Linked DNA regions of Homo sapiens: region 1 is linked to region 2. Evidence: chromatin loops called from intact Hi-C (ENCODE). Cell type or tissue: MCF 10A. All regions are shown on one strand.

What was found. Peaks named below come from ENCODE experiments on the same cell type or tissue, not always from the same donor. Only the 100,000 strongest peaks of a DNase experiment are listed, where the experiment ranks them.
Region 1: it touches region 2 in a loop (4-fold over the local background); 1 of 110 quality-filtered maps calls a loop at or near these places.

The regions. Positions count from the first base shown.
Region 1 is chr15:35,737,205-35,739,704 of GRCh38, reverse strand. The region is part of intron 2 of DPH6-DT (DPH6 divergent transcript); the gene reads right to left. Among named protein-coding and RNA genes, the nearest start is that of MIR4510, 190 kb to the left of the region's middle. In MCF 10A, no CTCF peak of the experiment used is centred here; a DNase peak (open chromatin) is centred at 1,144.
Region 2 is chr15:35,077,291-35,079,790 of GRCh38, reverse strand. No RefSeq gene overlaps it. Among named protein-coding and RNA genes, the nearest start is that of NANOGP8, 6.8 kb to the left of the region's middle. In MCF 10A, a CTCF peak has its summit at 1,126 (motif pointing left); no DNase peak of the experiment used is centred here.

The DNA.
Region 1 (2,500 bases), 660 kb before region 2:
TTCTGCCATGATTGCGAGGCCTTTCCAGCCACACGGTACTGTAAATCCATTCCATTAAACCTCTTTCTTTTGTAAATTGCCCAGTCTCAGGCATGTCTTTATCAGCACCATGAAAATTGACTAATACACTAGCATTCTGTGTGACTGTGTGCCTTAGAAGTGCATGAAAGGGGCCAGGCGCGGTGGCTCACGCCTGTAATACCAGCACTTTGGCAGGCCGAGGCTGGTGGATCACGAGGTCAGGAGATCGAGGGAGATCATCCTGGCTAACATGGTGAAACCCCGTCTCTATTAAAAATACAAAAAATTAGCCGGGCGTGGTGGCAGGCGCCTGTAGTCCCAGCTACTCGGGAGGCTGAGGCAGGATAATGGTGTGAACCCGGGAGGCAGAGCTTGCAGTGAGCCGAAATCGCGCCACTGCACTCCAGCCTGGGCAACAGAGCGAGACTCCGCCGCAAAAAAAAAAAAAAAAAAAAAAGAGAGAGAGAAAAAGAGAAAAAAGAAAAAGAAGAAAAAAAAAGTGCATGAAAGGGGAACACTGAGAGCACTCGGTCCCCACCTCCCTTGTTTAGACTTCCCCACTCCATTTCCCGTGAAATGCGGCACAAGGCAATTAGGTCTGCAACTCTCACTTCTAGTCAATACTATATTGGAGGTCTAAGACAGTGAAAACAGGAAAGAACAAACAACCAAAAAGTTTATAAAAATTGAAAGAAATAAAGCTCTTTATTTGTTGATGAAATGACTTTGGTTAAATAATCTACATACACTCCTAGAATTAAAATCTTAGCCAAGTCACAAGATACAAGGGCAATGTACAAAATTAATTATATATCAGCAAAAACAATTAAAAATAAAAATGTTTAAAACCATGTAAAATATCATCAGAAACATTTAATACCAAGGAATAAATGTAACAAAATGTTGTGTGAGCTGTCTACACAGAAAATTATAAAATAATACTGAGACCTCAACAATGGAGGAATATATAATGGTTGTGAATTGGAAGACTCAATGCTCTAAAGATCTTTTTTCTTTCTTTTTCTTACTTTTTTTTCGTTGTTGTTGTTGTTGAGACAGGGCCTTTTTTTGTCACCCAGGCTGGAATGCGGTAGCACAATCATGACTCATTGCAGCCTCAAACTCCCTGACTCAAGCAATCTTTCCACCTCCGCCTCCTGAGTAGCTGGGCCCACAGATGCACACCACCATGCCTGGCTAATTATTTTATTTTACTTTTGTAGAGATGGTGCCTCCTTACATTGCCCAAGCTGGTCTCAAGCAATCCTACTTCCTCAGCCTTCCAAAGTGCTGGGTTTTCAGGTGTGATCCACTGTGCCCAGCTCTCTAAAGATCTTAATTCTTCTCAAATTGATTTATAGGGTCAATCAGAATCACATCAGATGAGGTATTCTTGGTGGTGGTGGTGATGGTGGTGTTTTGCAGAGGAGAATGGTGTATGTGTGTTAACAAAATAACAAACTAATTCTAAAAATGTGTATGAACATGCAAGGGGTCAAAAATATCCAAGAAAGTCTTAAAGAACTAAGCTGAAGGATTTATACTATGAGATATGTAAATTTATCATAAAGCTATCGCATTAAGACAGTGTTATTGGCACAATAACCAAAAACACCAATGGACAAAAGCAACCAGAAACAGATCCATGCATATATAGACATCTGCTTTATGACAAAGGTGGCACTGAAGTGTGGTGAGAAAAAAAAGTGGTCTCAGAGTCTAATGGAAATCCATTCAGAAAAAAAAAAAAGCTAATCTTGATCTCATATTATACACTAAAATCAATTGAAGGTGGATTGTAGCTCTAAATCTAAAAGAAAAACCAATTAAGCCTCTAGAAGATAGCACAGGAAATAACATCATGAGATTGGAGGAGGATAAACATTTCTTAAACAGGACACAAAGAGCACTATCATAAAGGAAATGATTGATGACTTGGAAGACATTACAATTAGAAACTTCTTTTCATTAAAGACACCATTTAAGGAGAGAAAAGGCAAGCCACAGAGTGGGAGTAAATAATTCATAATATGCATACCCAATAAATGACTCATATCCAAAATATATAAAGAATTCCTATAAATCAATTTTTTAAAACCAAGATAACTCAGTAGTAAAAATAGAAAGAGATTTGAATAGGCTCTTCACAAGAGGATATCCAAAATACAAAATGACCATATGAAAAGGTGTTCATCCTCATTAGTAATCAGGGAGAGGCAAAGTCGAATCACAATATACCACGACATACCCACCCAAAATTGCTGAAATTAGAAACCCTGACAATGCCAAGAATTGACAAGGATATGGAGCAACTGGAGCTTTCCTATGCTTTTACTGGGATGTAAATTGGTACAATTGCTTCAGAAAACTAGCAGGATCTACTAAAGCTAGACATATACAAATCCTAAGACCTAGACATTCCACCTAAAAAACAATTATATATGTGTGTATCACAAGATATATACATGGCAGATCCTTA
Region 2 (2,500 bases):
TTTTGCTGTAGCATGCCTCAAATCTTTCTATGGAAGAAAGCAGGGTCCATATTATAAATTCCTACCTCTTTTGGAATATATTCTTACACCATATTTGAAATTCTTTCATTTGCTCTGCCTGTGTGGCTATGGCTAAAATTCTGTCATCCCTTTCTCCTCCTTTTTCTCTTGGTGAACCCATTATCTTGCATACTGTTTCATAAAAGGCCCCAACACATAGAACACAAGACTTCCACTCAGGAAGCGGGAGCTTGGGCTGCTGAGGAAGAAGGAAGCAAGGTCCTGGCGTCCACTGAGGCCAGGTCGGGCAGAGTAGGTCTCTGCTGGCCACCAACCTACCAGCAGACAGTCGATCTAACAACACATGGAAGGAACAACACTCCTTGCTCTCTAGGCTAAAAATGTGAACCCGTTCCCCCAAATAAGGGGTCTAATTCTAAAGAACTGGGAAAAAGGAACCCACTACTGCTCCAAAGGCTACCTAGACCCGGGGTTGTTGGCCACTGAGAGTCTCCAGCTGAGGGAAGGGTCAAAATACTTCCAACATGGTTAAATGTGCTGATTTTATTCTTAGCTAAAAAAAATCACAGATTTAGGCCGGGCGCGGTGCCTCACGCCTCTAATCCCAACACTTTGGGAGGCCAAGGCGGGTGGATCACGAGGTCAAAAGATCGAGACCATCCTGGCCAATATGGTGAAACCTCGTCTCTACTAAAAACACAAAACTTAGTTGGGCTTGGTGGCGCGCACCTGTAGTCCCAGCTACTCGGGAGGCTGAGGCAGGAGAATCGCTTGAACCCGGGAGGCAGAGGTTGCAATGAGCTGAGATTTCGCCACTGCACTCCAGCCTGGCAACAGAGCGAGACTCCGGAAACAAAAACAAAAACAAAAAAACAGAGATTTTTCTCTAAACCTAAGGCTTATCCAGAACACTGAGATTATGTGTGTGATAGGTAAACAGTAGGGAGTTAAGGGGTGGAATTATGGGGAGGGTAGGGGAGGAGCGGGAAATCAAGATGAGAGAAGAGATTTACCTGTGGCACCGATTTTCTCCCTCTAAATGTCAGCCTGCAGCGTGGGCCTTGTGGTGCATTTGATAGGCAATACTGCTCTCTAGTGGCCAAGCAGGATGAGCGCAAGCTTCAATTAAATCCCCTTAAAATTTAGGGCCATTTTTGTTATTTTGGATTGCACCTCCAGTTTTAAGAGTGCCTTCTTTTAAATATTAAGAAGAAAACAAAATAGTCATTTTACCCAAGTGCATAACTTCTTATAAAAGCATGCATGTGACTCTTCTCTCCCCTTCCTCACTGATTTTTCCTTGATGTCCCCTTGTACACAGGCACACTCTTTTGGGCCTTCCTAATAAACCACCCGGCCATGGGTCTTGGAGTCACCTGGGGAAGCTTAGAACTTGCTTTACACCTCAGGCTGTGGCTACTTGAGGACCCAGTAGGAAAGGCACAAGATGAAAAGTTGCCCTCACTGTTCCCTCGATGGGAAGACCCTTCCCTCACTCCCTCAGGAGGCTGGTTCCTCCCCAGGTTGCTCAGCCCAGAGGCCACCTGGCTAGAGCAGTCCCACTCCACTGACACCCTCCCTGAGTATCCACATCCAGCACATTATCATTCTATCGGCTTCATGCAGCTCATCACGCCTCAAAATTATCTTTTTGCTTATTTACTCATTTAATGTCTCTCTCTCCCCACACCCCATCACAATACAAGCTTTGTAACAGCAGAGACCTTGTCTATTTTTTTCACTTATATGTCTCCAAACACTAGAAATTTGGCATGTTCTTGGCACACAGTAGGCTCTAAATAAATTTTTTGAATAAATGATAGAGAATATTTAACTTCTAAGCTTTCTCTTCCAATAGCAATCTTTTTGTCTAACACCTTACCATCTCCAGCGTTAGAAAGGTGGGACATGACACTATGGGAAGCATTCCACTAGGGAACTATAAGGCGTGAAATCTCTGCCCATGCATCAGTAGAGGCAGCAGACTGGCATTGTAAATTCCCAGTACTGGGTTTAATTTAATTTTTAAAAGTCTAATTAGGCCCTGGCCCAGTGGCTCACGCCTGTCATCCCAGCACTTTGGGAGGCTGAAGTGAGAGGATCACCTGAAGTCGGGAGTTTGAGACCAGACTGACCAACATGGAGAAACCCCGTCTCTACTAAAAATACAAAATTAGCTGGGCGTGGTGGTGCATGCCTGTAATCCTAACTACTTGGGAGGCTGAGGCAGGAGAATCACTTAAACCTGGGAGGTGGAGTTTGCGGTAAGCCGAGATCATGCCATTGCATCCCAGCCTGGGGAACAAGAATGAAACTCTGTCTCAAAAAAAAAAAAAAAAAAAATCTGATTATATATGTTTCTCCTTGTCTACTCAGAAAAAAATCCTAGTGTATGTAGGTACAATCTTCTAAAACAATAGGAATATACAGAAGAGAAATAGAAAGGCACAGGATGATAAAAAAATTATCACAGTGTTGT